4 separate regions of the Homo sapiens genome follow, and regions 1, 2 and 3 are each linked to region 4. Evidence: chromatin contacts called from ENCODE Hi-C data. All regions are on one chromosome and are shown on one strand. Each heading gives the region's core, a stretch centred on a gene start or an enhancer-like site at or near the end of the contact. The rest is flanking DNA. Distances are from core to core; before and after follow the strand shown.

Region 1 (2,739 bases), core at 96-2,595, 2.7 Mb before region 4:
CGTTATCAGCCAAAGCTGAAACTGTTTCTCTCACCATTCTAACAGTTGAACTTAATCTTTTACTAGATTTCAATGGCCTCGAAGAATAGTAATTCCAGATTCAGCTTCTAGGGCAGCGAATACTAGCCTGGAGTTTTGATTTTCCTAGCCAGAAGATTACCTTCATCTGGTGAAAGGAACACTGAAAAGGCACTTCAGCCTATTTAATAACCTCTTCCCTTTCTCCATTCCACAAAGACAACATCTTCCAAAAATGGAGAATCCTTTCCTTCCCTGATAGAGGCCCCCTTTCCTATTGATTCATTGGGCAGAATCACTTCTCCCCAGCATGTATGCAGAACCAGAAAACACTTCTGCTTTCACTCTTAAAGAGGGTCCCCCAACACAGATGCACCTCTTCCTTTCCTGCATTAAGCAAATGATGCTCCGATGCTTCTAGGTCTCTCCACCACTGCAAAATGCTCAGAGAAGTGGAGGGATTGAAAAGGAAGTTGCCTACTACTCTGAAGGATACTGGAAAGTCGCCTTCAAATCTAAAGTGAAGACTTGGGGGCGGGGGATGCCCCCTTCCTGAAGAGGGAATGAGGGTCCCTCCCCTAAAAAGGAGCCTCTGTTCGGGTGAAGGCGATCCCCACCCTGAAAGAGAGGCGTGTATGTGGAAAGGTGGTGGAAGGTTGTACCCTGAAGAGGAGCCTGGATTTGAAGAAATGTCCCAACTCTGAAGGGGGGTAAGTGGAGGGAGCCGTGAGTGTACGGGGAGGGGTGTGCCAGCTATCGGGGGGCCTGAGAAGGAAGGGGTTCCCACTTTGGGGGAACGAGGGCCCCGCACTGAAAGGGGCTCCGGGAGGAAAGGAGGGTCTGACACAGAGGAGAGTTGGACATGGGGGAGGGGCCCTCAGTCCACCGGAGTCCGCGGAGGGGCGGCAGCCTCGAAGGGAACATGTGCAGTGGAGCCGCTGCCACCCCGAGGGGCAGGCGGGAGGGCAGGGCCTGGGCTGTGTGCGGAAGGAAAAAAGTTCCTACCCTTCGCAGAAGACGCAGGACTCCCCAGCCGTACTCACCGAGACTGCCGGCGAAACCGTCCATCTTGCGGGGAAAGCGCCGGGCTCCGGGCTTAGAGGGGCGGGCACTTCATTCAGCGGACCGACAGAGTGGCCGACGCTGAGCCTGACCCGCTCGTTCTCTAGGTCGCCCGGCTCGGCTACCGGCTCCCGCCTCCGTCGTCCGTCCGTTCGCCCTGGGGTAGTAAGCCGCGGCCGCCCGAACCACTTCCCCGTCACGTTGAGAGCCGCGCCGCTCAGCCGCCTGCCCGGCCTCCCTCCCAGGCAGCAGCCGCGAGCGCCGCGCCGCGCCGCGCCCCGCCCCGCCCCCGCGCCCGCGCGCAGCAGTAGCCCCGCCCCGCGCACGCCGTCACACTTCCGACTCCGCCTCCCACGTGACGCCACGGAGGCGGGGTCTTGCCAGCCCCGCCCTCTCACCTTGCCTCGGCCTCGGCGTTTGTCCGCCTCGCGCCAGGCTGGTGGTTGCGCCTGCGCGGTAGGCCTGCTGAAGGCTGGGGACCACGGTTTGGAAGCTGGTTCCAAACAGGTGGGGATAAGGCATAGACTCTGGCCTGCGATACTCTGATGCATGAAGGATCCTCTCCCTATGTGGCCCCTGGGAAGCCCGCAGAGCCAAGACTGGACCCCCGTGACGGGAGATGACCACCACGTGGGTCCTACAAGGACACTAAAGAAGCAACCAAGAGGGAGAGGTTCTCCCTCTCCCCCAATAGGGTGGGGGACAAATAGGGGCGAAGCTTCTTGACTAGCTCGATACCACCACTGCCACAGCCGCAGGGCCCGGGACAGATCAGAAGCAAGGAATTTTAGTGCTGGACATGACCCAAAAGTTCATCTTGTCTAACCCTTCTTATGAAGAAAAACACAGAGCCTTAGAGAGGACAACCTGCCCAAGGTCATCGAACCTAGTAGAAGCAAAAACTCAGCCTTCCTTACTCTCCCTAGCGTTCTGTCGTCTAGGGGTGCAAAACGACCATATATGGCAGGCTATAGGATGGCCTGCTAGGGAACCATAATAAGGGTTATTTCAAATGAAGTAACACTGAGTTCTAGGCCCAACTCCGTATGACTCAAGAGTGTCAAATCACCTAATTTATTTAGGCGTCACTTTATTCATTTGCAAATTGGTTGTCTGGACATGTAACCAAAACATGTAAATATACATAGCGTTCATATTCTTCCTCCCTTCCCCAACACGATTTCCCATACTTCTAAAGACTTTCTCATGGTTTGTCAAGTCCCTCCTGGGGCTCAGTTGTGCAGATTAGAGTAAGAGAGAGAAGAGCTGTAAGGTACTGAAGAACTGAATTGATCTATACATAATAAATTGATAAATACATAATAAAAAGCTGAGTTAGGGGAAAACAGAGTCCTACTACACAGAGTTGCAGGAGAGAGGGACAAACAAGAAGGGAGACAAGAAATATGTAATGATGAGAGAGACTTAGAGGAATTAAATGATTGAAAGGATTGTTAAACCTTCTTGGGGTATACGTCTCCCTTTGTTGCCTCTTTAAAAATCTTCCCTAAAAATGTAAATTACTTTGCATTTCTTATTTGGATATAAGACCTGTTTCTGAATACCATACTATATGGAGACTGGCCATAACGCAGCCAAGATAAATTCAGGTTACAGACTAAACGGTGTCTAAAATTTCCTTCTCTTCAAACTTAAATG
Region 2 (2,805 bases), core at 185-2,684, 2.5 Mb after region 4:
TCTTTCCCTGACATGTCACTCAGCAGCCTAGATCTTTACATTTTTTCATGGCCATCAAGTCTGATAACCCACAAGTACGTCCTACAAAACGTAAGAATTTCAGATAACTTGTTAGGGTGACAAAATAAGTGCTTAATTTCATTTGCATTTGTTAAATTGTTTTCAGGGGCCTTCCTTTTTGCCACTGTTGTAGTGTGAATTTATAGTGACATATTGTCAGACTTCGGAGAAGGCAAATATTTACAGAGAGTAACTTGAAAGGACTTTGGTGTACCTTTGGTAGGCGGATGCTGTTGCCAGTTGGCAGGTGAATCGTGAAAGAAACTGGGAACAGGACAAGTGAAAACGGAGAGGGGCCAGGATATCTAAGACCGCGCTAGGGAGCAGAAAGGGAACTTGCTTTTTCAAGGTGGTGTAGCTTTTAAATTAAGCCTTTGTGATATTTGATTATACGCCAATCTTTGATGACAGAAACGATGTCATTTATCTTAATATTCCCAGCGCAAGAGAAAACCGATAATCAAAATATTTGTTCAATTAAGTAGAGTAAAAATCAGCGGGAATAAGATAGGAAAAATGAGACCGAAATAACAGAACATCTATTATTGGATGCTAAAACTTTTACAGGATTTACTGCAGGAGGACTGCAAAGGGAAAGAAACTTCAACGGAGCAGTTTTTCAGATGGGCTGTCAACAAACCACAATTTGGAAGCAGCAGCAGAAAGCTGCGGCGTTGTCTTAGAAAGGTGATCGGCGTTCCTTAGAAATGAAAACTGGTCAGGTAACAGGTTTGAGCCCCTCGAGTCAAAAGAGAAAGGCAAGAGCGACAGCGACCCGCAGATTGGCAGAATGGAGGAGCGTCTAGGGTGAGAGAAACTCCGAACACGAAGCCGAAGCGAGAGCACGCAGGGCAGCTGGCGGGAGAACCCCGGTCCCGCGGCCGCACCGGGTAGCTCGCTTTGAGCCTGTTCCTTCACAGAACGGCCAGGAAGCCTTAAAAGATGTGCAGCTCGGGCAGGTATCTTGGCGTGACAACTTCCGTGTGTGTGTGTGTGTGTGTGTGTGTGTGTTTTTGAATGCAACAGGGTGCGCCGCCCGCGAACTTCCGCGTGCGAGGAAGACTGGAGACCCGCCCGCCCGCGCCCAGCCGGCCCCAGAGGAAACCCGCTCTCCCCGCCCAGCCGGCCCCCTACGCGGCGAGCCGGGGCGGGGCGGGCCCGAGGCCACGCCCAAGCTGAGGCACAGCCCTACAGGCCGCCCGGGCCGCGCTAGCCCGCGCCCCGCCCCGCGACTACATTTCCCGGCAAGCCCCGGGCCGCCAGCGCGCCGCAGTTGACCCATTTCCCGGCCCGTCACGGGCTCGGCCGGCCCCCGCGCCCAGGAGGCTGCTCCCTGCTGACTGGGGTGTGGGCGGGAGCGGCGGAGGGAGGAGGAGGCGCTGCTTGCCGCCGCTGTTGCCTCCGCTGCTGGGCGCCGGGGCAGCTCCCCGGGTATCTGCGGCCGCCATGGACGAGCAGGCGGGTCCCGGCGTCTTCTTCAGCAACAACCACCCGGGCGCCGGCGGTGCCAAGGGGCTCGGGCCTCTGGCGGAGGCTGCCGCGGCCGGCGACGGGGCGGCTGCGGCGGGGGCGGCCCGAGCCCAGTACAGTCTCCCGGGGATCCTGCACTTCCTGCAGCACGAGTGGGCCCGCTTCGAGGTGGAGAGAGCCCAGTGGGAGGTGGAGCGGGCGGAGCTGCAGGTAAAGACCCTCCCGGCCTGGCCGTCTTCATCCCGCCTCTTTGCTCCCTTCCGCCCCGCCCCGGACCCTTCTCCCCCTCCCCCAGCCTTCTCGCGTCCCCTCCCCCTTTGCTGCCGCCCATCCCACCCGGAGCCCCGTCCCCTTCTTCTCTTCGCCTTTTGCCTTTCGCTGACCCCACCTCGACCCTGTTCTCACTCCCGCTCCTGGTGCGTTGTTTACCCTCCCCACGCCTGTTCGTCCGCCCCATCCCACTCTTAACTCCCAGACTCATTTCAACTCTCTGGCCATCCTGCATCTCAGGGCTGCCCTCTCGGTTTACTAATTGGGCTGGCAGTAGTTTTGAGAGACGCGGAGCAAATCGTCCGCTGCCCTGGTGTGCCCCTTCCTAGGTCTAGAGACAGTCTCCGCAGAACGTGCCGGCTTTGGCCCCTCTCTTCAAGGAAGGTGATCAAGAAGACAACAGAAGTTGTGTCAGGCCTTGAGTCGAGGCGAGAAGTTGACGTTGGGCAAAAGTGTTATTCATATATCAGATCCCTTTTTTTATATATGTAAATGTCTGTTCTCCACTTTCTTCCGACCCCCCGGCCCCCTCCCACGTTTCTTTTAGGTATTTCCAATTAATGCATTTTGAATGAAGGACCTAGATGATCGCAGTCAGAGAGAATGGTTAAGAGGTGGTTCCTGTTCTCAGAATCTGAAACTTCCCAAGGGTTAATTTTATGTTCAGTGTTTTGGGAGATTTTCTTGTGCTTTAAAAGGAACTAAAGGGACTTTGAAGTTAGTTACATTGCCTTGCATAATCTGCAAGATAAAGTATATCCAGGGAGGAGATAACTGTGGGCTCTGAAAAGAATGAAAGTGAGGCTGATACTTTACAAGCCATTCAGAATTGGTGAATAGGTTTTCAGTGGTTGTTCTTAAAACTTCCAGGGCATACACACCAATTTCAAAAGGAACTTAAAGAACTATGAATAGTTGTGCCTTTCTGTTTTACGGGCTAAGCCTGTATACTTATGAAATTTGAGTATAGTTTTAGTTGGCAAAACACTTGAGTTTAAAATGCTA
Region 3 (3,058 bases), core at 41-2,540, 2.4 Mb after region 4:
GCTAAGCTGCTAACAAATTCCTGACCCATAGAAACTGTGAGATAACAAATGATTACAGTTATCTTAAGCTGCTACATTTGGGGATAATTTGTTATGTAGCAAAAGTTATCAGGAAGTAGAACCTTATCAGGCACCTGGGAGCCCTCTTTGTCCCCTATCCAGTTGCAACTCTCTTTTGGTTCTAAGAATAGTCACTATTCTGTTTTTTATGGCAATCATTTCCTTCATTTTCTCGATAGTTTTGTCATCCACGTGTGCATCTTTAAACATTACAGTTTAGTTTACCTATTTTTATTATAAGTTAAAAACGTGCACTATTATATACAGCATTTATGGTAATTCACCCGCTTCCTCTAAACCTCAGATTCTTCATTGGTAATAACAGCATTTTTACACATAATGGTTTAACACTTACCCAGTATATCACACATTTTTATCACATTTAACCACCACTAACAACTCTACAAGGTAGGAAGAGTTTTTCCTGTTGGAGAAATTAAGGTTCAGTATGGCTAAATGACTATTTCAAAACCACAAAGAATCCGGGTCATAGTGCCTTGCAAATAGGATTACATTGTTTTTAAGAGACCTACTTAACTTTAAAGTGCCAGGCACATCTGAATGGGGTTACAGGTTGCTTTTAAAGCTCTCTTTCTATTGGTAAAATATACTTTAGCATTATCCATTTCCATCAAAGATAAGCATAAACTTCACAAGGCGATACCCTGGCAGAGATGATGGAGGCTCGTACCAGAGTGATAGCAATGCAAGTGGTCGCATTTGGGGTACACTTGAAGGTAGAGCTTACAGGATTTGCTGATGTTGTAGGTAGTACGTAAAGAACGATGTCAAGATAACGCTAAGTTTTTGGCCTGAATACATGGAAGAACGGAGTTAACGTTTTTTGAGAGTGGGAAGACTGTAGGAGTAGGTTTGTTTTTGTTTTTTTAGGGGGCGTAGTCGGGAAACAGACATATTGAGAGTCCCATTACATATACAAGTGGAGAAATGGACCTACAGTATAAATGTGACAAGAAACGTCCCACTCTCAATACTACGCTCAGGAACCGCTGATCCCTTCCCTCACGCGTTCCTCCTGGCTGCAAGCGTCCCACAGACGCAACCACCCACGGATGGAAAAGTGGCTGACGGTGTGATACGGTAGTCATGGCCAGCGCACTCTGCCTTTTATCATTCTACCGGTTGTCCCCAGACCCTTACCTGACAGCTCTCTTACCTGACAGCTCTCTGCTCGCCCCGGTTCAGCGCCGTAGAGCGCGCGCTGCGCATGCGCCCACCGACCAGCGTCGGACTTCCGGACCTCGGCTCCCACCAGTTTCCTAGTGCAGACTCTATTGGAAATTCGCGGCGGGTGGGGATAGGAGGACGTGGTGACTGCGCTTGCGCAAGACCAGCCCTCCGCGCAAGCGCTCTTCCCTTGTTTCCTGCAGGTAGGAGTGCGGGAGGTGGGGCATCCGGGTCTCTTGGTGGCTGCTTCTACCCCCGGAGCTCAGCTGATCTTCCCTTCCAGACTACGAGGTGAGGTCGCCGAAGCATGCATGTTGACACGCACGGACTCCTGTCCGACGTACATTTTCAGACGGGTGGGGAAGACATTTGAGTTCGTAATGAACATTTTCCCTTTTCTGGCTCCGTGCTTAGTTCCGAGCTGCCGCCTCGTGCTATTGACAGCCTGCGGAACCCCACGGAGGCTTGCGGCGGCCTCTTGGTGTTTCCCCGGGTCCGCCGCTTGCGGTTCTTGGAGTAGCCAGGTGAAGCCAGACCCCGAGCGCGCGAGGCTTCTCGGGTGCATTCCGGACCGCCTGGTGTTGTCACTGACGCTTCGGCCGCCGGGCCTGGCCGCCCCACCCATCCGCGTAGGAAGAGTCTTGGAGACCTGCAGTTCGGGATGTCTGTGCTGGGTGTTTTGACCTCAGTCCCTCTGGCCAGGTGCAGCGCGGGAGGGTAAAGGTGCTATGTACCGAACCCTGGACGAGAAAAAGAGGAGGATGGTTGTCAAGCCCGGCTGGGGTGTTTGATCTTAGTGCTTCAGTTTTTTCATTTATAGAACGGGTAAATGACATATGTGTTGCTGGACATATTTCTTCTGGAATAATGCCTTTTTTGGCAATAATTTCTTTTAATTTTCTTTTCACTCCATGAGTCACTCTTCCTTACCAAGTAGTTTTCTTCTGTTTTTGTTTGTATTTTTGTCATTTAAAAGTATGTTCTCAGGTTTTGCCTCAAAGAAGTTGAGTTTTTCCCCAAATGAAATGAGTAGTCCTACTTTTCTTAGTGAGTATATTCCATTAAGCTTGACTTTTAACATTAAAAAATACTTACAAGTATTTTTTACTCTGTTAAATTTAAGGTGTGAATTTCAAACTTCCGTAATGGAGTTAGCCCACAGTTTATTGCTAAATGAAGAAGCTTTGGCTCAAATCACCGAAGCAAAAAGACCAGTTTTCATCTTTGAATGGTTGCGATTTCTTGATAAAGTCTTGGTTGCTGCCAACAAGGTATGGTATTGCTCTTTTTTCCCAGTTGCATTAACGTGAAGAGATTATGTGGTCATGATTCTTAAGAAAACACATGTTATGTTTTGGAAGGTTTATGGGTCACTTATGGAACTTGAGAGTATTACACGAATGGGAAATTTAGTGGCAAAACTCAAACCTCGTTTAAATCCAGCTCATTGCCTATCTTCTTTATGTTTGTACCTGGGCAGCTCATTGTAACTGGAGAAAAACATGGCTATATGACTGGTGTCACTTTAAATTTATCATCGTCACCCGTTGCAAGTGATCTCTCTATGCTGCCTAACAATCCCAGTGTCTTCACTTATCTCTTTGAGGAGTCAATAATAGGCTCTTTTTTTTTTTTAATCTGTTTTTTCTTCCTGCATAGCCTTGATTTGCCGAGACCAGCTCGTTTGGGGAGACCCTAACCTAGCGGCGCTAGAGGAATTAAAGACACACACAGAAATATAGAGGTGTAAAGTGGGAAATCAGGGGTCTCACAGGCTTCAGAGCTGAGACCCCGGAACAGAGATTTACTC
Region 4 (2,709 bases), core at 173-2,672:
ATAACATTTATAGTCAGGAGTTTCTCAAGATACCAGAGCCTGAAGGTAGATCCATCGAGAAGATATTCAATGATATGCACTCCTAAGGCAATAATTTAAGTGATACTTTCATATTACTGATGCTTTAAAATTTAATAATTAAAAATTACACAACTGAAAGGCTACTTATATAGGTGAAGAGATAACCATTTTCAAACATCAATTTAGTCAACAGATACTCAAAGTAAACAATTTGAGAATTTAGTACATATGCAATTTTCCTATGAGCAAAAGGATTCAAAAGATTTTTTGAAAAAGTATGAAGCAGTTAACTCTAAGTAGTTTGCTCTACTATTAATTTATTATACTTATCCTTAACAGGTTTGATGAGACCTAGTTTCTCAGGAGCCACGAGGTATTAGGGAATATTAGTGGTTAGAAGGTGTGGTGCCTAAGGGGATTAGGAAAGCATTTCTGAAGCAAAACTCCAACGTGGTATTGCCAAAGTGGCCATCACCTAATTGATTAAAGCTCCTGCAAATGTCTATTGGGAAGTTCAATGAGAACAGAAAAATAACCTTCCATTACCCTCAAGCTTTCTTGGGCAAGTATTAACAATCGGAGCTGGAGTCCACATAGCTCAGATGTAAGACGCGCAATCTGGGTCTTAAGCAGGGTGGGGTTTTTGGGTAGGTAAGGTCACAGCTAAAGAGCTTCCGGATCGTCACGTGTTTATATTTCAGGTGCGGTAATAGATCTAGTCCACTCTCCACCCCTTCTTTACAGGGTTGCTTGACAGCCTGCGCAGTCCCCGCCCGTCTTTGATAATCCAACCCTCTTCGAAGAGGGAGGTCAATCACTGCTTTAGTTCTGCGCTCTGCCTGCCTCCCACGCGGGATGGTGGGCAGCTGTTCCGCGTGTTTTCCTCCCGGAGCTTTCACGCTCTGCCCACTGCACACACCTCCCTCGCGGCCCTCCTGGCCTGCCCTCCTTTGCACCCTGGCAGGCCAACTCCAAGGGTCCGAGTGTCGGTGACAGGGGCAAGCAAGCACAGCTCACTTTTCCTGGGGGTTTTCCTCACGGTGTGTTTAGTGACCCCTCCCCGCAATCCCAGAAAGGCTGCAGCACTCCATGGTATCCTACATGTAGCTGCTTCTAAAATAATAAAGGCTGGGACATTGGCTGTCTTGGATATTACCACTATGCTACCTGCTTGGAACTGGGACCAGATAGACCAAGGTCCAACTTTGTCGTTAGGGGAATCAGAAACGAAAAGAAGCCACTTTCTGCTAGTCCTAACCCCGGTCCCTGGGCCAGGCAAACCTTTTCAAGCGTCCGGCGGCAGCGGCCGGGCGCGGGTCCGCAGAAAAGCCGAGGCGTTTCGGGTCCCAAGCTGTTCCGCCGCCGGCCCCGGCCTGGCAGGCGCGCGGAGCCGGAACGCGCAAGGGGTCGGGTGCGCGCCAGGCCTGGCGCGCTCCCTCCGGGATCGCGGCTGCGCAGTCGGGCGGGAGTCGGGAAAAGGGGAGGAGGTTGGAGGAGCCGGAGTAAGGGGAGGGGGAGGAGCGGCGAAAGCGGAAGCCATGTTGGAGTTTCACCCCGAGCGAGGGGCTGCGAGGGTTCTCCTCTCCTTGTGGGTGTGACCAGGTTCGGCGCGGCGGCGGGCCGCGGGGGGCGGGGACGATTGGCCGCTTGTCGTCGTCCGCAGCGGCGTGAGGGGAGCGGCGGCGGCGGCGGCGGCCGCAGCGTGGAGCCGGGTGATTGTGACCGCCGGGGGAGCCGGGAGCCGGCCGCGGCGCCCTCTCTCCGTGTGGCCCCCTGAGCGGCCCCCCTCCCCTGCCCGGGAGGGAGGCGGGGGGCACCTGGGGCCCGCCATGAACCCCGGCTTCGATTTGTCCCGCCGGAACCCGCAGGAGGACTTCGAGCTGATTCAGCGCATCGGCAGCGGCACCTACGGCGACGTCTACAAGGTAAAGGCAGGGGCCGCGCGCCGCCGAGGCCGTGGGATCCCGACCCGCAGCCAAGCCTGGGCGTCCGAGCCCTTGCCGCCTGTCCTCGGGAGACGCTGGCGCCAGGGAGCAGTCGGGGAGGAGGAGCTGCGGACGCCAAGGGCTCTGCTGCCTTGGTGAACAAAGGGCCGAATGTTTAACCCCGAGACCTCCCCAGCCCTTACCTGAGCCCCCCCGGTGGACATGATTTTTGCCACCTCCCTTCTTGCGCGCATTTCCAGGGAAGGGCAGAACGAGAGCAGGCCACACTGCTCATCCATAGTGCAGAGAAGGTCTGGGCGTTTGTTGCGTTGGCAGGGTCAGCGCGACGAACCGGACAGCAGGGGTCTGGTGTTGTCAAACCTGCCTGCTTCACGCCAACCTGGGGTCGTCCGCTCTAGGTTGGGAGCTGCTGCCCACCAGGCCTCGGTGGTAGTTATTATACTATGCTGAGCGACCTCCATCTTCCATCGACAGCTCTCAGCCTTTAGCGCCTTATTCATCCCCCTGTCAGTTTCTTTTAATTTTCCAGAGTAATGACTTTTTTTTTTTTTTGGAAAGAGCAACTTTGTTTTCTCTAAGTCGAATTGGACTGCGATGCCATTTAAACTTGTTTTTTAAAAAGTGACTTGAATACTTAGGGAAGGTACTGGTTTGACAAGGTTAGAATTCAAAGTCCAGTAGCGGTACAGCATTCCTGTTGTAGAGGGACCACTTCTAAATGTGGGAAGATAAATCACTCTTC

What was found. A loop is a pair of places that touch in the nucleus more often than their neighbours do. Pooled maps may share reads with other maps.
Region 1: a loop to region 4 is called in a pooled map, with 7 times the contacts of the local background. The contact joins the promoter of EML4 here to the promoter of MAP4K3-DT in region 4. A Hi-C loop is called at or near these places in 6 of 50 pooled maps.
Region 2: a pooled map shows a loop between it and region 4 (11-fold over the local background). The contact joins the promoter of STRN here to the promoter of MAP4K3-DT in region 4. A Hi-C loop is called at or near these places in 9 of 50 pooled maps.
Region 3: a loop to region 4 is called in a pooled map, with 5 times the contacts of the local background. The contact joins the promoter of GPATCH11 here to the promoter of MAP4K3-DT in region 4. A Hi-C loop is called at or near these places in 4 of 50 pooled maps.

What each region holds. Positions count from the first base shown.
Region 1 is chr2:42,167,959-42,170,697 of GRCh38, reverse strand. It overlaps EML4 (EMAP like 4), which reads right to left and starts at 1,345. Exons shown (of 23, transcript NM_019063.5): 1 at 1,062-1,345. The coding sequence starts at 1,086. It overlaps EML4-AS1 (EML4 antisense RNA 1), which reads left to right and starts at 467. Exons shown (of 4, transcript NR_110584.1): 1 at 467-728. RefSeq lists silencers at 1,334-1,393, 1,494-1,543 and enhancers at 959-1,611, 1,624-1,763.
Region 2 is chr2:36,965,165-36,967,969 of GRCh38, reverse strand. It overlaps STRN (striatin), which reads left to right and starts at 1,434. Exons shown (of 18, transcript NM_003162.4): 1 at 1,434-1,740. The coding sequence starts at 1,507. RefSeq lists a silencer at 944-1,753.
Region 3 is chr2:37,082,750-37,085,807 of GRCh38, reverse strand. It overlaps GPATCH11 (G-patch domain containing 11), which reads right to left and starts at 1,290. Exons shown (of 9, transcript NM_174931.4): 1 at 1,238-1,290. HEATR5B (HEAT repeat containing 5B) reads left to right here and starts at 1,436. Exons shown (of 36, transcript NM_019024.3): 1 at 1,436-1,539; 2 at 2,372-2,519. The coding sequence starts at 2,394. RefSeq lists enhancers at 1,199-1,358, 1,829-1,928.
Region 4 is chr2:39,436,129-39,438,837 of GRCh38, reverse strand. MAP4K3-DT (MAP4K3 divergent transcript) reads right to left here and starts at 1,422. Exons shown (of 6, transcript NR_037875.1): 1 at 1,303-1,422. It overlaps MAP4K3 (mitogen-activated protein kinase kinase kinase kinase 3), which reads left to right and starts at 1,553. Exons shown (of 34, transcript NM_003618.4): 1 at 1,553-1,946. The coding sequence starts at 1,851. RefSeq lists silencers at 1,300-1,519, 1,590-1,949 and an enhancer at 2,280-2,359.